Regions from separate parts of the Homo sapiens genome. Here regions 1, 3, 4 and 5 are each linked to region 2. A link is a loop called in an ENCODE intact Hi-C map of the cell type or tissue named here. Cell type or tissue: PC-3. All regions are shown on one strand.

The links. Peaks named below come from ENCODE experiments on the same cell type or tissue, not always from the same donor. Only the 100,000 strongest peaks of a DNase experiment are listed, where the experiment ranks them.
Region 1: it touches region 2 in a loop (9-fold over the local background); 14 of 110 quality-filtered maps call a loop at or near these places.
Region 3: a loop joins it to region 2, with 2.6 times the contacts of the local background. A loop is called at or near these places in 12 of 110 quality-filtered maps.
Region 4: a loop joins it to region 2, with 5 times the contacts of the local background. A loop is called at or near these places in 5 of 110 quality-filtered maps.
Region 5: a loop joins it to region 2, with 7 times the contacts of the local background. A loop is called at or near these places in 4 of 110 quality-filtered maps.

What each region holds. Positions count from the first base shown.
Region 1 is chr14:52,325,409-52,330,408 of GRCh38, forward strand. PTGER2 (prostaglandin E receptor 2) reads left to right here. Exons shown (of 2, transcript NM_000956.4): 2 at 1,813-3,190. The coding sequence ends at 2,046. Among named protein-coding and RNA genes, the nearest start is that of PTGER2, 14 kb to the left of the region's middle. RefSeq lists an enhancer at 1-124. In PC-3, no CTCF peak of the experiment used is centred here; DNase peaks (open chromatin) are centred at 2,333 and 3,043; H3K4me3 peaks cover 775 bases; H3K27ac peaks cover 2,635 bases.
Region 2 is chr14:52,389,970-52,394,969 of GRCh38, forward strand. No RefSeq gene overlaps it. Among named protein-coding and RNA genes, the nearest start is that of PTGER2, 78 kb to the left of the region's middle. In PC-3, no CTCF peak of the experiment used is centred here; a DNase peak (open chromatin) is centred at 2,012; H3K4me3 peaks cover 573 bases; H3K27ac peaks cover 1,234 bases.
Region 3 is chr14:52,297,609-52,302,608 of GRCh38, forward strand. No RefSeq gene overlaps it. Among named protein-coding and RNA genes, the nearest start is that of PTGER2, 14 kb to the right of the region's middle. In PC-3, a CTCF peak has its summit at 2,290 (motif pointing right); a DNase peak (open chromatin) is centred at 2,283.
Region 4 is chr14:52,463,637-52,468,636 of GRCh38, forward strand. The region is part of intron 16 of TXNDC16 (thioredoxin domain containing 16); the gene reads right to left. Among named protein-coding and RNA genes, the nearest start is that of TXNDC16, 86 kb to the right of the region's middle. In PC-3, a CTCF peak has its summit at 2,816 (motif pointing right); no DNase peak of the experiment used is centred here.
Region 5 is chr14:52,456,024-52,461,023 of GRCh38, forward strand. TXNDC16 (thioredoxin domain containing 16) reads right to left here. Exons shown (of 21, transcript NM_020784.3): 17 at 1,067-1,151. Among named protein-coding and RNA genes, the nearest start is that of TXNDC16, 94 kb to the right of the region's middle. In PC-3, no CTCF peak of the experiment used is centred here; DNase peaks (open chromatin) are centred at 2,068 and 2,878; H3K4me3 peaks cover 728 bases; H3K27ac peaks cover 2,567 bases.

The DNA of each region.
Region 1 (5,000 bases), 65 kb before region 2:
GCTGGCCAATTCAGTGTGAATATGTTCTCTGGTTAAACTAGATCATCAACTCAGCTGCAGGCCCTTTCTACAGGAGTGCTCAGTTATGCATCATGTGCACACGTGTGTGTGCATATGTAATCACTAATATGTGTTTTAATCTGTAGACCTATGTGCATCATTATCCTGAATTTCTTACCTCCAAATCACTCTTTTAACACACCAGCCTGTGTAGTTTTCATCCAAAATAGTTTAACTGACAAGAAAGCTATTGCTCCATTGCACCTCCTCACCTAGCTTTCCTCTACTCTCTGGGAAACCCACCATCAATTCTTCTTTTTCCTTACTCATCTGCCAAATCTTTTCTCCATTCCCTATGCCAAGATTCTCCGGCATAAACACCTATGGCTGCCAAACCTTCCTGCTCTTGTCCCAACATAAGCAAACTGAAGATGACTACCCTTTGCGCTCTCTGCAATTTGCTTTGTATATCCAGTTGCCAGATGCCTGCAGAGTAAGTACTCAGAGAAGGGAAACAAGCTGCTCCTTCTTCTGCAGAAGGCGAGTGAAGAAAAGAGGGGCTAGGTGTCTAAAGCCATTGGTAAGAAAGACCCTGGAGCCTTATAAAGCACTGGTTTTAAATGACTAGGTGTGATCTACCTTTGTTTTCCTCTTTTCTGTGAATTTTGTAGAAGTGTGATCTTTATCAAGATGCATTATTCCATTCCTTCCAACCTGCCCAAACATTTATGTTGCTCCCTAAATAACTAAGAAATCGTTTGAGGGCTGGTAGAGCAGTTTGGTCCATATGTAAAGATGTGTCAGCTTTCCAGTGTTCAGGACATTGTTCTGAGGCCTTTGCTCTAATACAGGCCTGCACGTAGCACACAGTGAGCACTGCACTGGCATCAGGAGAGTTGGAATTTGCATCCTGATTTGGCCACTAACCAGCTCTGGGTACTTGAGCAAATTATCTAATTTTCTATACCCCAGTGTCTGCATTTGTAAAATGGATATAATAACAATGAACACTGTGGAGCACTTAGGATGTGAGCACTGATCTAAGTAGCTTACACATATCACTTCCTATCATCCTTTCAGCAACTCTATGAAGTGGGTATGTTATTATTATCACCCATTTTAAAGATGTCAAAACTGAGGCACAAAGGTTCATTATTAATATCTTGCCATTGATCTCAAACTATATACAGAGGTAGGATTCAAACCCAGTCCAATGGCCAGAACTCATACTCCCACTCAGGGTGTTCCATTGCAGACCCTGTCTCGCTGAATTGTGATCATTAGATTTAGTATTTGGAAGTAAATGTAACATGTTATTAGTTTTCCTGAAGTTCACTTCCCTATCTGTTAAAAAGAGACAATCTCTAAGTTTCAGAGTTTCTATAAGGAGTAGAGATAAAGCGGGGTTAGTACCCAGAACAATTCATGACACATATATTAGGTTATTGATACACTGGAGCTACTAATATTATCATTATTATTTATATTGTTAAAAGATTCTATTCTAGATGACAAGAAAAGTTTATTTCTCTCCACTCCCAATGACACCAAGACATTGTGCATGGTGTTAATGTTAATTGCATTCCACAGAAAACATGCTTTCATTGAGTTCAAGGGGAAAAAATACATTCATTATGTTACAGTTTACATAAGGAAGAAAGGTAAGATTCCCAACCCCCACCTTTCGTTCCCCACCACTACCACAGACAAAACATGGTTTTGCTTTTAAATCTCAAGACATAACATAGGGTCTAAGCCTGTCTACTGCTACGATGTAAAACTAACATCATTTTTCCCCTTTGCTTCTTACAGATTTTTGCATATATGAATGAAACCTCTTCCCGAAAGGAAAAATGGGACCTCCAAGCTCTTAGGTTTTTATCAATTAATTCAATAATTGACCCTTGGGTCTTTGCCATCCTTAGGCCTCCTGTTCTGAGACTAATGCGTTCAGTCCTCTGTTGTCGGATTTCATTAAGAACACAAGATGCAACACAAACTTCCTGTTCTACACAGTCAGATGCCAGTAAACAGGCTGACCTTTGAGGTCAGTAGTTTAAAAGTTCTTAGTTATATAGCATCTGGAAGATCATTTTGAAATTGTTCCTTGGAGAAATGAAAACAGTGTGTAAACAAAATGAAGCTGCCCTAATAAAAAGGAGTATACAAACATTTAAGCTGTGGTCAAGGCTACAGATGTGCTGACAAGGCACTTCATGTAAAGTGTCAGAAGGAGCTACAAAACCTACCCTCAGTGAGCATGGTACTTGGCCTTTGGAGGAACAATCGGCTGCATTGAAGATCCAGCTGCCTATTGATTTAAGCTTTCCTGTTGAATGACAAAGTATGTGGTTTTGTAATTTGTTTGAAACCCCAAACAGTGACTGTACTTTCTATTTTAATCTTGCTACTACCGTTATACACATATAGTGTACAGCCAGACCAGATTAAACTTCATATGTAATCTCTAGGAAGTCAATATGTGGAAGCAACCAAGCCTGCTGTCTTGTGATCACTTAGCGAACCCTTTATTTGAACAATGAAGTTGAAAATCATAGGCACCTTTTACTGTGATGTTTGTGTATGTGGGAGTACTCTCATCACTACAGTATTACTCTTACAAGAGTGGACTCAGTGGGTTAACATCAGTTTTGTTTACTCATCCTCCAGGAACTGCAGGTCAAGTTGTCAGGTTATTTATTTTATAATGTCCATATGCTAATAGTGATCAAGAAGACTTTAGGAATGGTTCTCTCAACAAGAAATAATAGAAATGTCTCAAGGCAGTTAATTCTCATTAATACTCTTTATTTATCCTATTTCTGGGGGAGGATGTACGTGGCCATGTATGAAGCCAAATATTAGGCTTAAAAACTGAAAAATCTGGTTCATTCTTCAGATATACTGGAACCCTTTTAAAGTTGATATTGGGGCCATGAGTAAAATAGATTTTATAAGATGACTGTGTTGTACCAAAATTCATCTGTCTATATTTTATTTAGGGAACATGGTTTGACTCATCTTATATGGGAAACCATGTAGCAGTGAGTCATATCTTAATATATTTCTAAATGTTTGGCATGTAAATGTAAACTCAGCATCAAAATATTTCAGTGAATTTGCACTGTTTAATCATAGTTACTGTGTAAACTCATCTGAAATGTTACAAAAATAAACTATAAAACAAAAATTTGAAAATGGAGTAGTATTTTATGAACTCCCTCAAATAACATTTTGTGATTAATATAAACATAGTATCTTTTAAATGAGTTCAAAGTGGAAAAATTATATTTAATTTGGCAGATTCGTAAAGTGTGGTTGCCAGGTTTTAAAGTGAGGTTGCAAATTAGAGTTTAAAATATTCATTATAATACTTGGTATTAGAAGATATTTTTTTCCTCCAGTTTTTACCCTTCCAGTATGATCTTTAAAATAGTAGAATCATCTTATTTTTTTCATAGTGATATTATTGGATAGCCACTCCTTAAAAAAAAAAAAGAGATGCTTGTTTTCTCCAAAGTCTCATTGAGTTGTTTATCCAAAGCTATTTCCTTTAAGCAGTTATCAAACTAGCTGATCACTTAGAATGATTTCAAACCAATCTAGGCATCAGTGTATTTTGATACAAACAATCTACGTCAAATCAGCTCTTAAGAAGAATAAATAAGTGGTTTGCTTTTCTACAAATTTAAACAAGCCAGGCAAAATTTAACTTAACTAAAATCTAGACATGTAAATAAATCTTCCCTGTCCACCAGGCATTCTAAAGTTAAGAAATTATTCTAAATGGGACTAATTAGGCCCATGGGTAATTCCTAAACATAAAATTCTGAAGTTGCTTTGAACTAGAAGATTAATTACTTTTATCAGATGACTTGTTTTTCTCCAGATGAAAATGTCAACTACAATTTTTCACCCCACCTTACTGCCCCCCTAAAATCCCAGAATAATGCCTGAGAACTGAAAACAAAAACACAAAATTGGACATAATATCACTAGCAGGAACAAAATGATTTGCTCTGGAGCCCAAAGTATAAGAATTTAAGCCACTTATTTAAGCACTGGTATATTTCTAGAACTCTGTTTCCTCATGTACTCCTGTTCCATGTACTGTGCTGAACGACTAAATCCTGGTATTTCATTTATACCAATATATATGTAGAAGGAGTTGAAAGTAAAAATACTCTGTAATAGTCATTACCTCCTATTAATGGCAATTTAAAGGTAGCTTAGAAAAAAATTACTAAAATTAGATATGTAAATATTCCCTTTCTAAAAATCCTGTCACATCAGACATACCTGTTTAAGTTACTGTTTCATCATCAAGTTAAATAAAAGAACAGAATTTACTTAGCCTGATATATTAAAGACTGAATTGTGATAAAAGAAGATCTAGACTTTATTCTTTGCCCCTAGTAGTCAGAATGAAAAGGGAGAAAGAAACCATAGTCGGGATTCCCTGCAGCATGCCAGCCCTAAGTTTAGGTGTTTCGATATGAGATGGACCAAGCTCTCTGCTCTGAGCTGAATTGTTCCTAAATGGTTCAGTGTGGCCCTGGTCATCTTTTCCAAGAAAGAACTGAAAAATTCTGGTGCTAAATTGTGGCCTTGAATCTCCAAAAATCTGATCGGGATCTGAGTTTGTTTAGAAGGTATAAGATGACTCTAGAAGACCTGCATCACAAAGTGGGTTGGACCCATGACAACCCAGAGCAAGACCGAAACTCTAGAAACCACTCCAACTCCAAATCATGATGCTTGCAGAGGTCTCGAACCCTGAGGAGGGAGGGCAAAACTGATTCACATCACTACACGCTCATGTAACTCAGTTACACTTTGGCATCTCTGTCTCCTCAGCATCAGTGCACTTTGAGAGAGGGATTGTCCTAATGCTAATGGCAGGTCAGCTCTGATCTGAACCAAGAAATAACAACACATTCCACTTTAGAATTTGATGACTTTGAAAGGCAAGGGGAGACAATTAGCTCTCACTTAGGCAG
Region 2 (5,000 bases):
AAAATGATGAGTTCACGTCCTTTGTAGGGACATGGATGAAGCTGGAAACCATCATTCTCAGTAAACTATCGCAAGGACAGAAAACCAAACACCGCATGTTGTCACTCATAGGTGGGAATTGAACAATGAGAACACATGGAAACAGGAAGGGGTACATCACACACTGGGGCCTGTAGGGGTGTGGGGGGACAAGGGGAGGGATAGCATTAGGAGAAATACCTAATGTAGATGATGGGTTGATGGGTGCAGCAAATCATCATGGCACGTGTATAACTATGCAACAAACCTGCATGTTCTGCACATGTATCACAGAACTTAAAGCATAATAATTTAAAAATAATAATAAATAAAAAGTCTTTAAAATTAAAAAAAAAAGATGAGAAAACTAAGGCACAAAGAGGTTAAATAACTTACCCAACTAGTAAGTGTAGGAGCCAGGATTGTGCCCCAGCAGTGATATATTTTCCCCCTCCTAGTTCAATTCTATACATCCTGGGGATCATGCATAGCCCACCTAGGCAACTACAATAGAGATGGCAATAGCCTTGATTGATCTGCAATGTTCTGTAGTGAAGAAGAAGGAGAAAAGACGAAGAAGAAGATGAAGACGAAGATGAAGATGAAGAAGACAAAGAAGAAGTGAAGAAAAGAAGGAAGGAAGAAGGAAGAAAGAAGAACCACCACCACAACAACAATCTGAAGGAATAGGGGTGATTCAAGAAGTAAGCTGACTAAAGAAATTACATATAATTCACAGTGCAAGTGCTGTGGTGAAAGGTGGGTAAGGTATGCTTTAAAGGCTAAAATTCTCTCTGCCTTTTATTTTTCATTATGGAACCTACAGTTATTTATAATGGTTGACTCCTTGACAGGAAGAAAATATTCCAAATTGCCGAACTGATTTTTTTTTACACTGCCTATAACCCTCTCCAACAAAGCTGGAAACTCCCTTACTCAGGTCAAGGAGATGGTGTTTGGTTTTATTTTAAATTGCGGTAAAAGAGACATCACACAAAATTTACCATTACATGCATTTTTATTTTACAGTTTGGTGGCATGACATATGTTCACATCATTGTTGCACTCACTCTTGTAGTCTGATTTTTAAGACAAGCCTGGATCACAACATAAGAGTCACAATTTGTCAAATAACAGCCACTCCCTTCCCCACAAGGAGTTAGATCCAAGCTGTCTAACTCCTGATATAGTACAAAAACAATTCTGGATGGAGAGAAGAGAAACACAGTGGTAAGAGGCAAATGGTTCGGACAGTATTAAGAAATGGAGTTGGGTTCGCGACCAGCCTCACCAACATGATGAAACCCCGTCTCTACCAAAAATACAAAAATTAGCCAGGTGTGGTGGCGCAAGCCTGTAATCCCAGCTACTCTGTAGGCTGAGGCAGAAGAATCACTTGAACCTGGGAGGCGGAGGTTGCAGTGAGCCAAGATCGCACCATTGCACTCCAGCCTGGGCAACAGAGCAAGACACCGTCTCAAAAAAAAAAAAAAAAGAAAGAAAGAAAAGAAAAAAAGAAAAAGAAATGGAGTTGGGTGCAAAGCAAAGACACAGATATGTAAAGTTAGTGTGAGGCAGGGAAACAAGACTTCCAAATGCCAGCAAATGACTCTGGTGCCATCCTACCTCCCTAACCTGCCGTCCTTCTTGCTTCCTGCTAAACCCTCCTGGAATGCCCTTTCTCTCTCATTTCTCACTCCACACCATCTCTAGCCCAGGAAAACTTGCTCTAATCTTCACTGCATTCATTCATGACCACCCACCACATTTGCAGGTATTTCACTTCTTATTGAAATACATAATGTCAACATCGCACTGCTTTAGATTGTTATTTAGCCCTTTCATGTGCTTCTGACTTGTTCCTCAAAATCAGTGAAGGCTCCCCCAAGTCAGGGACCACATCTTAGGTATGATTCTTCATTAGTCCCACTTCCCATCCACCACCATCCCTCATAAAGCTGACCACATAATAGGCATTCAATGAATACTTGTTGACTCAAATCCCATTATTGTGGAAAACCTTCTAAGTGACCTTTGCATGAGTAAGTTCTCAATCTTTAACTTTCTATTTTTATGTGGCATGCTATGGAGATCCATTGTTTGAAATTGCTTCCAGAATTTCTGTTTACTAAGTATGGTTTGAGTTATTTAGTGCAGGCAAAAAAAAAAAAAAATGACTGTTAGCTGCCGGAAAACATTTTTTATAACATTGTTATTGGCAACTCATGCTGACATGGAACTAGTTCTTTATTTTGGCTGAACTTTGAACACAGATTCACATTTTCTAAGTTTCTTTTGGAGTCAACTTTACTCCCATAATAATTTCCTAAGATTGCCAGCTAAATCTCTCGATATGAAGCAGAAATGGCCTGTATATAGAAGAATGATCTAGCTAAAAGTCCAAAGTCTGTGCTCATTTTACTGCCTTTAGTTAAAATGTTCTGCTAGCAGCAAGGCTGTAATTCCCAAATGTTCACCATATGCACAAGCCCAAGAAAATCAAACAATTTTCTGTTGTAATTGGGTAATAATATGGCCTACCTTCTGTCTTACCATTTGAGTTTGCAATGTGAGCAATAGCAAACACATACCGTTTCTCTCGAGGAAGAACAAAGATTTTCAGGTCAGTATTATTCAAGAATGCACAGCACACAACACCCCAAATTCTGTGATACCAATGACTGCCCCATCTTCCCAACATGAAACACTCATCATGGAGGTTTCTTTTCTTTTCTTTTTCTTTTTTTGAGAAACGGTCTGGCTTTGTCACCCAGGCTGGAGTGCAACAACGTGATTTTGGCTCACTGCAACCTCCTCTGCCTCCTGGGCTCAAGTCATCCTCCCACCTCAGCCTCTCATGTAGCTGGGACTACAGGGACACACCACCATGCCTGGCTAATTTGTATGTATGTATGTATGTATGTATGTATGTATGTATGTATGTATGTATGTAGAGACAGGGTTCCGCCATGTTGCTCAGGCTGGTCTTGAACTCCTGAGTTCAAATGATCCACCCAGCCTCCAGGCATGAGCCACCATGCCCAGCTGGTTTCTTAATGATGATAAATAAGCATATTATAATATTTTAAATTTATTAAACTTCCTTGCATTTAAATTCCATCTTCCAATTAGATTGCAAATTAGAAGTGAATAAGACTTTTTTACATTTGTTTGTTTCACTTATGCTTTGAAACCAATAACTTAATAATTGAATTGACTCATGATTAAGTCAACAAAAGTTGAAGTGGCTTTTTCCATCAGAGATGGCAGATTTTTTGGTATTCTGCATTCAGAGGATGTTACCATCTTTTATTTATAAATTTAACTTATAAATATTTATCCTTTATTTAATCAGAGGGTTGCCTAGACCAAACGGCATAGTTAATACAGAAACCTAGAAGGTGCCAACTTTCTACTATGTTTGATTTTTCAAGTATTTTAAAAAATTTTTGAACTACTCTTTAGCTTTTTTCCCAGGCTGAATCCCATTTCAGATGGCTTTTCTCCTTGAACCAATGCAAGACCAGCTGATAAATGGTACAGTTTACCAATAGGCTAGTACTTCTACCCCATGTTGAATAGCTAAGTCCCTAATGCTCAGCAACACAGGCAATAATCTGTAAGACTAATCACACAAAGGAGGTAGGACATCTCCTTATCCCTACCATCCAGATCTTTCATGGACCCCGGGTTCTTCCATCTCCCCAGGGTACTGGTAGCCAGTGGGATTCCATTCCATGCTGTGTACATCAGATAACTGGCTCAGTCCCACTCCCCACCTCTCTTTTTTTATTCTCTTCTCTCCTCTTCCTCCCCTCACCAGCCTTTCCTTAAGAACCACAGTCCTATGAGACCCCCAGGAGACTATTCTACTGTCTTCCCCTGCACTGACCTGGGCATGCAGGAGCCTTTGCCTCACACTCCTGCTAGCTCTTCCTTCCCACCAACCCCACAGATGCTTCCTGAAGCCCCTGTGCCCTCCCTTCCCGCCCAAACCACGCCAGGAAGTCCCATGCCCCATCCTTCCCAACCCGGGGAACATGCGAAAGTCAGGCCAGTGTAAGTGAGGGGTTGGGAGTGAGAGGCAGGAAGGGGGTACTTTTATTTCTGGGGTTGTGAGAAAATAAATTCCTGTAATCCCAAGTTAGAATCTGGAACAAACAAAAACAAAGTAATAAGGAACGATTTGTTTTTCTAGTGCTTAGAGTATTGTTCCTTTGGCCATATTCAATGATGTTGTGAAGACTGGCCTGGAAAACTATACCACCTCTTGATTTAAAAAATAAATCTGGGGTGTGGGCTGCATTTTGAGCTCCACTAGTCTACAATCTAACCCAATCTAACTCCATCCCCTTCCTTAATTCCACTACTACTTTCCCTGATTGAGCCCATTGATTCTCACAGCTTCAGTTCTCACCTCTAAAAAATGAGTCAAAACCTAGAATTCAAGTGCAACTTATCCTCTGAGCACCAGGCACACATTTCATCTTGGAGATGTGCCCCAGGCCAGGCTGTCCTCAAAGTTTCCCAACTCAATAAGGTACCCACTGAGCTCCATATCTTCCCCCTCATATCTGCCCACGGCCAGTGCAGACAGACCTATGAAAATATTTAAAAGGCACTCCCCTGGGGGCAGTGGGGAGATATGAAAAATGAAATATGAAATGTGCCTGCCCCTTCCTTTGGGGGACTAGGAGCACAGCTTCCCAGGTCAGAGGCTCCCAGGTCAAGGAGCTCAGCTCAGCTACCAGAGCACACGCTCAATTTCAACTCTGGGCTGTCATTCTTTTACGGAAGCTCCTCCTCCCCTCTTCCCTCTTTCTGTCACTATTTTCTCAGTCACCAGGGTTGAACATCTACCAGTCAGCTTGGAAGTCAGTTCTTCCAGCAAGTCTTCCCTGACCCTCGGAGTTAGGATGCGGTGCCCTCAGTGTCCCGTGCCCCCCTCCCCCATCTGTCCCCGCCCCTTAGACTTAGCGCGC
Region 3 (5,000 bases), 92 kb before region 2:
GGGAAAAATATTGCCAAGAGTTAATGTATTTTATATATTAATAAAAATATACAGTCACATATTGCTTAATGAAGAGATACATTCTGAGAAATGTGTGATTAGGCAGTTTGTAGTGAGAACATCATACCCCGTATTTACACAAACCCAGATGGTACAGGTTTGCACACCTAGGCTATATGGTATGGCCTATTGCTCCTAGGCTACAAACCAGTACAGCATGTTACTATATTGAAAACTGTAGGCAATTGTAACACAGTGCTAAGTATTTGTGTGTCTAACATATCTAAACATAGAAAAGGTGCAGTAAAAATATAGTATTAAAGGAAAAAATGGTTCACCTGTGTGGGGCACTTACCATGAATGGAACTTGTAGGACTGGAAGTTGCTCTGGATGAGACAGTGAGTGGGTGGTGAGTGAAGGTGAAGGCCTAGGACATTACTATACACTACTGTGGACTTTATAAACATTGTACACTTACATTACATTTATTTTTAATTAAAAATAGGGTTTTTTCTTTGATAGTAAATTAACTTTGGCTTACTGTATGACCACCATATACGCAGTCCATTGTTGACAGAAATGGCTTCATCAGGACATGGTTCTATTATATCTTTATATGAAGCAGAGGCGATAGTAGAAAGTATTTCGTCCATGGCCATGTGGTCTTGGATAAGTCATTTAGCTTCTCTAAACCTCAATTTCCTTCCTTCTTGCAGGTTGTGGCAAGGCATAAATATACATAAAGCTCTTGGCATAATATTCTACTCATTATGGTTGACCAACAAATGATAGCTAATTAGTAGTGGTGGTAGTGGTAATTATACTTGTAATGATCGTAAAAGCTCACATAACTAAGAAAGCATTGTCCCCAAAGATAAATGCGTAAAAAACATGAACAGAGAATTCTCAAAGGAGAAAATAAAACTCATGAACTTGGAAAAATGTTTGACCTCACCAAAAGTCAGAAAAGTTCAAATTAAAGCCATGAAATGGCATTTTTTCACCCACCAAATTATCCAAACATTTTTTTAAAAGTAGTACCCAGTGGTGGGAGGGTGTGTTGAAATCGATATTTTCATACATTGCTGATGATTTATAAATTAGCACAACTGTGTTAGGAAGTAATGTGTAAATATGTACTGTCATTTCCCCAAAAGATCATATTCTCTGATTTAGTAATTTCAAGGCTGAGATTCACTCCTTGGAACAGACCCCAAACATGAAAATGCTACATGCAAATGAATGTTCAATGTAGTTGTTCTTGAATAATTAAAAACAATCTAGCTGTCCAGCAGTGGGAGAAATTACTACAATTTACTCAGTAGATATGATAATTAGAATGTTACTCGGAAAATATAAGAAGTAAGGCCGGGCGCGGCGGTTCACACCTGTAATCCTAGCACTTTGGTAGGCCGAGGTGGGCAGATTGCTTGAGCTCAGGAGTTCGAGACCAGGCTGGGCAAAATGGTGAAACCCTGTCTCTACTAAAATATAAAAAATTAGCCATGCATGGCTAATTTTTTACGTGTGGGCGCCTGTGATCTCAGCTACTTGGGAGGCTGAGGTGGGAGAATCGCTTGAACCCGGGAGGCAGAGGTTGCAGTGAGCCGAGATCACGCCACTGCACTCCAGCCTGGGCGACAGAGCGAGACTCCGTCTCAAAAACAAACAAACAAACAAGAAGTAGTCCAGGCGCGGTGGCTCACGCCTATAATCCCAGCACTTTGGGAGGCCGAGGTGGGCAGATTGTTGGAGGCCAGGAGTCAAGACCAGCCTGGGTAACAATAGCAAAAACCCCGTCACTATCAAAAATACAAAAAATTAACCGGGCGTGGTGGCAAGCACCTGTGGTCTCAGCTACTCATGAGGCTGAGGTGGGAGGATCGGTTGAGCCCAGGAGGCAGAGGTTGCAGTGAGCGGAGATTGAACCACTGTACTGCATCCTGGGCGACAGAATGAGACCCTGTCTCGAAAAACAGTTAAAAAATTAAAAAGAAAATACAATATGAGAAAATAAAACAGGAAGCAGCATTGTATGTGTATTGTATAGCAGACAAAAGTGGAAAGACATATTTCAATTTAGAAACAGTAATATTAAAATGTATGATTATGGAGAATTGCTACTTTTATAATTTATAAATTATAGTTAATTAAAATTAGATTTTGATAATTATTTCCACATGAGTTCTTTCTTCTTTAAATGACACCAAAATTTAACCTCAAAATCTTGGCAAACACTGACAGCCCTGAGTTTTTTTATATTGCTCCTCTAGAGGGAGCACAAGTGCTTAAAATACTTCATAACCATGACAATGTTTCACAATAGTCAAGAATTTTAGAAGGGCAAGAAAACACAGTAATCTACTGCAGTTTATCAGTAGTGTAGTCTGGTGTAGATAATCTAGTCTTAGATACAGAAGACACCCTCTAGCTATAAATAATTTATTTTCTATTATTAGAGCTGCTTTTAAGTGACATCAATTTTCTTGCATTGAATATATCATCTTTTTGAGTTGAAGTTCCCAGTAGACAGGAAAATGATGAAAAGGAAAAGAAAATCAAGGATGCAAGCTACTCTCAAAGTCCTAATGTTACTGACATGGAATTATAGTTTAATAACTTTTCCTTAAACTTCCAAAGAAAAGTGCTATCAGCCCATTTAATTTTTTTTTTTTTTTTTTGGTTGTTGTTGTTTGTTGTTGGTATCCTATTAATGTTGAGTTCCGCAGAGCACCAAGAAAAGGAAAGGAAAGAATTTGTATCTTTGATGTATTAGTTAATTTGACTAGGTGCCTACCCAGGCAGGGCAAATCTGATCAACAATCCAATGTGTCTCTTGCTATGCCAATTGCAAAAGGAGATGGGGTTTCGCTTTGGACGGTCCTCAGGGTCAGCCACTTTCTAGCTCTGAGTCCACTCTAAATGTTCTCAAGTTTGTTCGATTTGAATTTCAAAAACCCTAATTACGGTGCATAATTTCCTTCTGTAACCCAGTTTTGCCACAAAGCTTCTTGGAATCAAGAGCAACATGAACAACCATAGCTTCTTCACAAGTACTTATTCCTCCTTCCATCTTTATACACCCAGACAACAAAAAAGGCAATAGAAGATGGGGATGATAGGAACCTGAGAACTCTTTTTTCTTCTGACCTGAACAATGAACATCTTTTCAAATAACATAACAAGTCGTAAGAGAACAGCAGATGAATTATTTCACATGGAATCTAGAGGTAGAAATGCCCCATAAAACTTTTCTATTTGGGGAAGGCTTGCTCAGGAATCTCATTTCCTCTATTGGGTGTAGTCTAACAGATGAGATAAAAGGCCAGGATCCTGCAGGACCATCCCCGCTGTGGAGCCCTTGCCCAAAACGGAGGTGGTGAGCTTCACTCCCTGCCTGTCGGGACATCTTCATCCATCTTCTTTGCACTTTCAAACTACTACTACTACTTAGTATTGTAATCACTTTTTATTATTTAAAAGGATGTGAGCATTGTAGAAAGTTACCCTCCAAAAACCCAAAACCCCTGCTAATTTAACTTAAGGTTCTCCAGCTTTCCATATCAATACATTTTTATCTTATCTAATATCTAGTCCATATTCAAGTTTCCACAATTTATTCCCAAAGTGTCCCGTATAGTTCATTTGTTCAACCCACAGCCCAATCCAGAACCATGCATTGCTTCTGGCTGAAATGTCCTTTGAGTCTCTTGATCGAGCCCGATTTCTCTTCTTCTTCCTCCTTTTTTTTTGTTTTGCGACAAAGTCTTGCTCTATCACCCAGGCTGCAGTGTTGCAGTGTAATCACAGCTCACTGCAACCTCGACCTCCTGGATTCAATCAATCCTCCTGATTCAGCTTCCCAAGTAGCTGGGACTACAGGTGGGCACCACCATGCCCAGCTATTTTTTGTGTTTTTAAATAGAGATAGGATTTTGCCATGTTGCCCAGGGTGGTCTCAAACTCCTGGGCTCAAGCAATCGACCCACCTCAGCCTCCCAAAGTACTGGGCTTACAGGCATGAGCCGCTGCACCCAGCCCTATCTTTCTTCTTTTTAATGACTCTGACTTGTTGAAGAGCCAACCAGGCCAGTTTTCCTAATTCCTGACTTTGTCTGCTTGCCATTTACCATGGCATTCAACTTGTTCCTCAACTGCTGAAGTTTACATCTGAAGTTAAAACTAAATACGATGAATTCAAGTTAATTTTTAAATCTATCATAGATGGTGGTATACTTCACATTGCATCTTCATCATATTAGAGAACATAAATAGTAATTGCTTGCTAAGATTCATCCCTAGGTTAGGGTAATAGTCTAAGCCTTTTATTGAGTGACAGAATGCTGATTTTCTAATTCTGTCATTCTTCTACATTCTTGGCAAGCATTCTTCTGAAAATAGAACTTTCTCTTTCAGCTGGAGCTATTTGGTTACTCTAAGATACATTTCTTACATAAAGGTTAGATAAATGCTTAATTCTTTCTTTCATTACCAATTGTCAAAGTATGAAGTCAATTGTCAAGCCATCTCAAATGATGGCTTACAAGTTCTCTTTTTGGCTTTCTCTTTTTTTAATGTCCCTATAGAAATATGGATTTTTAAAATTTAGTGTGATTCAATTCATTAAATCAATATTCTTTTTGATGTTCAAATTGTTGCAAATTTGGGTAAGGGTGGGCTCCCAATTTGGACATACTTTTTATTTTTATTTTCCATTAAAAAATATTTTTAGCATTTCTTTTGTATTTGTCTACCTATTTATTTTTGTACATGAATAAGTTCTTTAGTGGTGATTTCTGAGATTTTGGTGCACCCATCACCCAAGCAGTGTACACTGTATCCAGTTGTAGTCTTTTATCTCTCACCCCACTCCCGCCCTTTCCCCCACTCCCCAAAGTCCATTGTATCATAGGCCTTTGCATTGGACATACTTTTTAACTTAGATTTTACAGATAATATTCCTTCCTCTGGGCATTATCTCAGTCCCCAATTTATGCTT
Region 4 (5,000 bases), 74 kb after region 2:
TTGACCAAAACTTGGTGAGTGGTATAAGAGTTGGTTATAGTCTGTTTATACATTTAGTTAGGTTACAGTTCACTACTTATAGAGAAACCTTTAGTCTGAACTTAAAATATATACGGAGGCAGCTTTAGGCTAAATTTAACACGAGTTAGCTTTTATTAACAAAACACAAATTTATATAGAAATGTTAATAAATTCATAAGATTTTTATCATTATTTATTCTCTCTTCAATAGATGTTGATAGTCCAGCTACTAATATATCAGTGTTTGCAAAAAAACAAAAACAAACTAAAAGAAATAAAAAGGAACGAATATCTAACTGACAATGTTGGGAACAATCAATCCAGTCAAATAATGAAGTTATCATATCCAGGCTACATCATTCTGGCACACCAGAACTACCTTTAAATAATTTAACATTACGTTTTTGACTTGTATTGCGAGATGACTGTATGTACATTTTATCATCATTTGTGTAAAAATATGATCAAGTACACCATTTCTTATGTTGATTCCCAATGTAAAAAATAATATGAAAAATTCTTTTCAATATTTGAATTAGGAAAAAGTTTTCTCTGTGGATTAATCAGCATCCTAACTTGTGTGTTGTGATTTATTACATATGACGATAGACGGCAAAAATTTCATCTTTTTGTTTCTAGTTGCTACCAGATTGCTTAGGGCTAAGTTTTATGACAAACGACAGTGTTTTCTAGACTTTCTACATAATTACCCCCTACTGTTTTATTGCTGAGTTTTTACACTGTTTTCAATGATTTTATCCTATTTGTGCTTTTTATGATCTGAAGACTTAAATTCTTCTTGGAAGGAGGCCTAGTGTGAATAATAAATGAGAAGGTTAGGGCACCAGGCACCTGAGGTACAGAGAGGACACTGTCAACCGTTGGAGCAAAAACATTCAAAAGGGAAGGAAGGTGGAGGAGTAAAACACAGACTTACTTCCCAATTTTTCATAAAAATTTTTTTTTTCATTAGAAGGTTATGCTCTCTATAAGGCCAGGTGCGGTGGCTCACGCCTATAATCTCAGCACTTTGGGAGGCTCAGGTGGGCAGATCACTACAGGCCAGGAGTTTGAGACCAGCCTGGCCAACACAGTGAAACCCTGTCTCTACTAAAAAGACAAAAAATTAGCTGGGCGTGCTGCTGCATGGCACATGTCTGTGGTCTCAGTACTTGGGAGGCTGAGGCATGAAAACTGCATGAACCTGGGAGGTGGAGGTTGCAGTGAGCCAACATCATGCCACTGCATGTCACTGAGCCTGGGTGACAGAGCAAGACTCTGTCTCAAAAAAAATAAAAAATATAAAGATATGCTCTCTAGGATTTTGCCTTCAAAGATGATAAGCCACAGGGCACATATTAATATTCTTATTATTTATTTTTTGTAAGTTCCTTTCGTTTTTACTTTTTACAATTCTGAAAACAAAGTAGAAAAAAATTGCTAGATGTAAATTTGTAGAAAGCAAAATTTAATATGTAGTTAATAGTATCTACTATGTGCAAACATAATGCTAGACCAGTGGGGTCCTCTTCTCAGACAAATATTCTTAAACTCTTTCATTCAGAATTTGAAATCCAACTCAAGAAAAGAAAAACAAGGAGGAGGGAAGTTTCCTAGATAAATGGTAAGAGTTAGTATAATGAAGTAAACATTGGCCAGGCGCAGTGGCTCACGCCTGCAATGCCAGCACTTTGGGAGGCCGAGGCGGGTGGATCACGAGGTGAGGAGATCGAGACCATCCTGGCTAACACGGTGAAACCCCGTCTCTACTAAAAATACAAAGAGTCAGCCGGGCTTGGTGGCGGGCGCCTGTAGTCCCAACTACTCGGGAGACTGAGGCAGGAGAATGGCGTGAACCTGGGAGGCCGAGCTTGCAGTGAGCCGAGATCGCGCCACTGCACTCCAGCCTGGGCGACAGAGCAAGACTCCATCTCAAAAAAAAAAAAAAAAAAATTGAGGGTTTTGTTACCGACTCAAGAGGCCACCTAGATGCAAAAGCAACAAATAACATTCCCAGAAATACTATCGGTCAGAAAAAACACCCTATGTGTACCCTTCCTTAAAAACTTATTGAAAGACACATTCCTGTGAAGCAAGAGATAAATAAAGAGTAACGGTCTAAGTAAAGAGAAGGTGTGATATTTAAAAAATACTGTAGTTTATGCTGCCATGTAAAACTATCAAAGTAAAAATAATTGTTATAAGCATATCAAAGTTGAATGCAAAAACATTAATTTGAATTGCATCAAAAATAAGATGAATTAATAAGTAGAAAGATATACAGGTATATACTAAAGCAAATATAAAATGTTAATGGTAGAATCTAGGTGGTGAGTATATGGGTGTTCACTGTACAATTCTTTGAACTTTGCTGTGTGCTTGAAAAAGTTCATAATAAAATGTTGGAAAAGTGAATGAAGGATTTTCTTTCAAAAATTTCCAACATTTTATTACGTATGATGCAATAAATAATTAAATAAATAAATAAAAGCTCAGCAATAAAGGTAATATGAATCCATAACATGAAACCATGGCATACAAAGAAAAAAAAACCATAGAACCCCATCTCTACTAAAAATACAAAAAGTAGCCAGGCATGGTGGCACATGCCTGTAGTCCCAACAACCTGGGAGAATGAGGCAGGAGAAATGCCTGAACCTGGGAGGCAGAGGTTGCAGTGAGCTGAGATCACACCACTGCACTCCAACCCGGATGACAGAACAAGACTCTGTCTCAAAAAAAAAAAAAAAAAAAAAAAAGACTTCAAAAAAGAAATTAAAAGCATCTTCCACAAGAGGGAGTCCAAATCATTGAAACGATCTTTAACTTTATAGGTTCAAATATGTTTTTGGGGAACATTTTCTCTAGTCCTGGAGAAAATACAAGCAAAAGAAGCAGACACCATATTTTAAAAAATAAAGAAAAATGGCCAGGCGCGGTGGCTCATGCCTGTAATCCCAGCACTTTGGGAGGCCGAGATAGGCGGATCACAAGGTCAGGAGATGGAAACCATCCTGGCTAATGCGTTAAAACCCCGTCTCTATTAAAAATATAAAAAAATTAGCGGGGCATGGTGGCAGGCTCCTGTAGTCCCAGCTACTCGGGAGGCTGAGGCAGGAGAATGGCGTGAACCCGGGAGGCGGAGCTTGCAGTGAGCCGAGATCACGCCACTGCACTCCAGCCTGGGTGACAGAGCAAGACTCCATCTCAAAAAATAATAATAATAAAAAATAAAGAAAAACAATAATGAAGCATAAAACAAGCAGCAGATATCCAAATCAGTTAAGAGAATAAGTATAAATTACTAATGTTCACCTAGTAGAGTCAATAGAAAAAAAAACAAGAAAATATTTAAAAAGACAGATCAGAGACTTGACTCTATATTCAACATGTATTATAAAACTAATAGACTAAGTATCAATAGGTAAAGTGAATAAAATAGAAAACAATTAAACAGACATATATCACACACACACACATATAGATAAGGACAACATGGTGCTGGTGAAATCACATATAGAGGAGAAAAAAAGGATAAACGTTAACTATTAGAAAAAAAATTAAGTTGGCACCAACACTCATCCCATGCACTAAAATATCTAAAGGGTTAAAAACTTTTAAAAAAGGGAAAAAAATCACAATCAACAGAGTAAAAAAGCAATCTATGGAATGAGAGAAAATATTTACAAATCAAATCTTTGATAAAGGATAATATCCAGAATATATAAAGAATTTCTGCAACAAAAATATAAATAACCCAATTTAAAAACAGGCAAAGGAGTTACAGACATTTCTCCAAAGAATATATACAAATGACCAAGAAGCATAATGAAAAGATGCTCAGCATCACTAATCGTCTGGGAAATGCAAATCAAAGCCACAACAAGATATCACCTCACACCCATTAAGATGGCTATCATAAAAAATAAAATAAAATAACGAATATTGGCAAGGATGTTAAAGTCATTGGAACCCCTGTACACTGTTGGTAGGAATGTAAAATGATGCAGCCAGGGCGGAAAATAGTACTGCGGTTCCTCAAAAACTAAAAACAGAATTACCATATGACCCAGCAATTCCACTTCTCAGTATGTACTCAAAATAATTGAAAGCAGAGTACCAGAGAGATATTTCCATACCCATGTTCACAACCGCGTTATTCACAACAGCCAAGAGGTAGAAGTAACCCAAAAATTCATTAATGGATAAACAGATAAACAAAATAAGATATATACATACAATGGAATACTATTCGGCCTAAATTGGAAGGAAATTCTGACACACACTACAATATAGATGAACCCTGAAGACATTATGCTAAGTGAAATAAGTCAGTCAGAAAAAGATAAATACTGTATGATTCCACCTGTATGAGGTACATAGAGTAGCCAGACTCATATAAACAGAAAGTAGAGTGGTGGTTACCAGGGCCTGGGAGGAGGATGAAATGAAAAGCTGTTGTTTAATGAGTACAGAGTTTCAGTTTTGCAAGATGAAAATGTTCTGGAGATTAGTTGTACAACAATGTGAATATACTTAATACTTGTAAAACATACACTTAAAAATGGGTAAGATGGTAAATTTTACGTTATGTGTATGTTATCAAAATTTTTTTAAAAGAAAAAATATACAAAGCAAGACAAATTAAAATAGGAAAATATTGTAAATTAAAGCAAGAAAAAATACAGGTGAATATTAGGTGACAAAAATGATAGGGTTTTTTATAGCTAAAAGCAATAGAAGAAATCTTAAAATCAATAGATTAAAAAAATTTTAAACTGTGATATACAAAATTATCATTAAACAAAGCTAAAGAGCAAATAACAGACTGAGGGAAAATAACTGAAACAAAATGACAAAAGCTTAATATCCTTAATATACAAAGGTCTCACACCAATTCATTAGACAAACAGTAAAACTCCATTTTAAAAAGTGAGTGGGCAAGTACAGTGGCTCATGCCTATACTACCAGCACTTTG
Region 5 (5,000 bases), 66 kb after region 2:
AACAAGAGCCCAAATCCACCCTCCCACAATCCCTTTCGCTAACTAAACCTAAAAGAAAATTATCTAAATAGAAGAAAGCTTTGTGTAAAATTACTAGTGAAGTAGTCATGTATAATAACTTAATTCATGCCAGAACAAAGTATAGACATTATAACAACATAAGCATTAGTTGAGAGGCCAGTTTTCAGGTCACTTAAAGGAACCTCTTAGTTGACCAGTTGGTTATAAACAAAACACACTCTGAAAACTACTGGTCTAGCTCTTTGGACCACAGCTAGACGCACAATGACAGCAGAGTAGAAGATCATGGGTGATTACCCATTGTCAGATGGACAGTCCTCATATTTCCTTCTTTAATATATACTTTATGAAAATCAGTGATTTCACAAATAGAACAAAAGCCTGATCACCAAGAGCATATGTCACCAGTGTTCAAGATGAAAGATTTAAGCTTAGAAATCACAATTAGGAATTTATAGTCAGAAGCTAAGAAAGACAAACTACTGGGGCTTAGTAAGTACACCTATACCTGAAAATGGGCCATAGAGAATGTGATATGTATTAATAATAATCTCCAAATTTGCAGTTCAGTCCTTCATTCTATAGCAACTAAAATATTTTGGTAGTCCATAGAAGTCCCACCTTCTACAGATAAGGTAATTTAAGAAGCTAAAAAAGCACTGATTTTTATACACACACGTACCCACTCACCCACCCAGGGGGTAAATAAAACCTCAGATGCTCAAAAAGAAAAATTTATCCCAAACTATGATAACTCCAAAGAACCACATTGTAGGTAATAGAACCCAAAGAGGAAAATTTTTATAGGAGGATGGTGAAGTACGAATCCAAGACTGCCCCATGGGGTCTTTGGTCTAAAATAAAAGAATAGCTAAAGAATCTAAAGTATTTCCCAGGTACTTTATTTCCTAGAAGGAAATAAAAAAAATTTCTTTAGATTGCTACCTTATTTTCCTCCATCAGCTGTGTAAATATAAGCAATTATTAGATAACATTATTTTGCATAATTTCTCCCTCCCTAAAATTAAAAGAGCAATAAACTTACAGTAGCAAAACATCTTCTTCAGAATAAATTCCAGTGATAACATATCCTTTTAGGTAGTTTCCTGCTTCACTAAAATCTTCTTTTGCTATAAATACATAGAGAAGACAAAAATCTGAAACCTTTATAATTATGTATGCTATTCAACTGATGAAGAGATTTATAGGTGGTAGTATTTCATTATTAATTAATTACAAAAATATTTAAGTGCAGATGTCTTATATAATTTAGTGGTTCCAAAATAAATCTGTATTCTCTTTATGACATGGGATTACTAAAGAAATGTCAATTGATATAATGCAACATGGCTTCCAAAACAAATGTACTCTAAATGTAATTCATAAGCTTTATAGCACTCTAATCATAATTACTGAATAAATACTTTTTGCCTTTTAATTTACTCCTATGGCAGAGTAAATGGAGACAGCTGTCTTATGTGTAGCCTGAAAAGAGAAGTAGGTATGTGAAATGATATGCACATTATAACCATAAAATCTGAAAGTATCTATATGCATAAAAAATAGCAGACTGAAAATTCTAGCCCTCTAACAGTGTCTGTGTTAGGGTTGTGCAAGTAGAAGGGATTCTGTGTCTTTTAAAAAACAATTCCTACATTTTCTCTAATGTGTTTTCATTAGTTTTGAACTTTGATTAATTTGTATTGTCTTTTCTCATTTGTTAGGATACACATATTCAAAATACAAGCTATTTCTACAAATTTCTGAATACATTTTCATTAATAATAGCATACTGTGGATCTTGTTAATAATGACTATCCTATAACCAAGAAGCAAGTCTGAATTAAATCATTGTAGACTAATGAGAAAAGCACAGAGGTGGACTTATAGGTCAAATTCTTGCCAAGTGAAGGCCAAATGATAATTCAATTCATACATGAAAGATTCACAGCAGTCAAACAGAAAAACACTCATGGAAGAATGAGTCACATAGTACCTACTAGGCTAGGCATGCTGAACCCAAAGATCTGTACCTCAGCAGTCAGCACTACATTCATGATGTAAGCATTCAACATTGTCAACATTGGGTAACCACAAGATTATTTTCTTTAAAAAGGGTACATACTTTCCCTAAGATTGAGCAATACTGTCTGTAGGAAAGCAAACTTACTAGAGTAGCTCAGTAGGCAGCATGGGGAGCTCATTTACAATCACAGATTTAATGAGACAACTGGCCAGGTGCGGTAGCTCACGCCTGTAATCCCAGCACTTTGGGAGGCGAGGTGGGTGGATCACTTGAGGACAGGAGTTTGAGATTAGCCTGGCCAACATGGTGAAACCCCATCTCTACTAAAATACAAAAATTAGCTGGGCATGGTGGCATGTGCCTGTAGTCCCAGCTACTCAGGAGGCTGAGGCATGAGAATCGCTTGAATTTGGGAGAAGGAGATTGCACTGAGCTGAGATCATGCCAGCCTGGGCCACAGAGCGAGACTCTGTCTCAAAAAAAATAAAAAGAGAGACGAGAGACAGAGAGAAAATTTATTAAAATATTTTTTTAGCCCATGCTACATCAAAGTAGAAAAGACACATGAGATTATAAACTAGAAAGGACTGTGTGTCTGTACTTTCATTTCTAAGAGTGAACAGAGTGAAATTCCAGTCAATGGATAAACTATATCTAAAGCAATGACATAACAGAATCTGTTTCAGCTTCTTTTCATTTTAGGTAAGTAGCAATAGAAAAGTACACCATTATTTCCATATAATTTCCTCATACAAAAGACTCTCTACTTATGAATATGTCTCTTAAAAAGTCTCTTCGTAAATCCATGTGTTTGTAAATCCTAAGTGACTCACAGGATGGGAAAATATATGACTGTAGATCTCAGATGCATATCCATTTCCACTAAACTAGAATACATATTTTCCTCTGAACATTCAAAACCAGGCATATTCTCCTCCTTGGTAAAAACTGTATATATGCCAAAATATATGGCAACCTCAAATACAAGAAAGTACTCAATTATCTGAATAAAAATATGCACAAAAAGCTTTTCAGCTACTATAAATATATTTTAATTGCATAAAATAAACATATTTATTTAGCAATATTATTTTTTCTACTATCACATCTTATTGAATAATTATTTTTATAGACACACACACATACATACATCTGTTTTTTAGCTCTGTCAGCAGGGAGAGCTGAGAAGCAAGAAAACCCCAGTAACTAAAAGCACTCCTAACCCCTATATTATACAAACTAGAAAACCTGAAAGAGATGGATAAACTCCTGGACACATACACACTACCAAGACTGAACCAGGAAGAAATTGATTCCCTGAACAGACCAGTAACAAGTTCTGAACTTGAATCAGTAATAAATAGCCTACCAACCAAAAAAAGCCCAGGACCTGATGGATTCACAGCCAAATTCTACCAGACATACAAAGAAGAGCTGATACCATTCCTATTGAAACTATTCCCAAAAATTAAGGAGGCGGGACTCCTCCCCAGCTCATTCTATGAAGCCAGCATCATCCTGATACCATAACCTGGCAGAGACACAACAAAAGAAGAAAATTTCAGGCCAGTATTCCTGATCAACATTGAAAATCCTCAACAAAGTATGCAAACTAAATCCAGTAGCACATCAAAAAGCTAATCTACCACAATCAAGTAGGCTTCATCCCTGGGATGCAAGGTTAGTTCAACATATGCAAATCAATAAATGTGATTTATCTCATAAACAGAACTAAAGACAAAAATCACATGATTATCTCAGTAGATGTAGAAAAGGCCTTCAATAAAATACCCCTTCATGTTAAAAACTCTCAATATACTAGGTACTGAAGAAACACACCTCAATAAGAGCCATCTATGACAAACCCACAGTCAACATCATACTGAATGGGCAAACGTTGGAAGTAATCCCCTTGAAAACTGGCACAAGACAAGGACACCCTCTTTCACCACTCTTACCCAATGCAGTCTTGGAAGTCCTAGCTGGAGAAATCAGGCAAGAGAAAGAAAAAAAGAGCATCCAGGCTGGGCACAGTGGCTCACTCCTGTAATCTCAGCACTTTGGGAGGCCGAGGTGGGAGGATAACGTGAGCTCAGGAGTTTGAGACCAGCCTGGGTAACACGGCTAAACCCCATCTCTACTAAAAATGCAAAAATTAGATCTCTGCAAGGAGAATTATAAAACACTGTTCAAAGAAATCAGAGAAAACACAAACAAATAGAAAAACATCCCAAGCTCATGAATGGGAAAAAACAATATCATTAAAATGGCCATACTGCCCAAAGCAATCTATAGATTCAATGCTATTCCTATCAAACTACCAATGATATTTTTCACAGAACTAGAAAAAAAGTATTTCAAAAATCGTATGAAAGTCAAAGAAGGTTGAACATTATCTTCTGACAATGTTTTTCATGTAATTTTCCATAATAAATTAACCTGTTCATTATCTCTCTTTTGGATGTTGCAGGGGCCCTCTGTAACATTTGAAAGTTACTTTGAGGTCAAAAAGACTTAATTTTGAACTTGATTTTGGGAAGCCTATTAAATATGTCAAAAGTTTAAAACACTTATCAAAATAGATCACAGGTCACTGTAAAATAAATCATTTATTTAGCCAAAGTGATAATTAAGAGGTTTTAAAAAGCAAAGACCTTTATTTGTTGATTAAAAAAGGACTCAGAATATGTCTATAGAATATGTCTCTTCTTTCTCCCTTTTTTGAGAGTTTATTCAAAACGTGAATGAAAGTGTTTTATTGTGTCTTATTAGTATTACATGAAATTTATGTGCAAAAGAGAAAACTAAATTTGTATTCTTTTATTAGTGTATTATCAATTCTAAAGCTGATTTTAATAAAAACTTATATACAAATCTCATTTCAGTCAGCTTTTAATCACACAAGATTTTAAAATAAACTTTGTAATCTCATAACAATTTTGAAGTTTTCTAA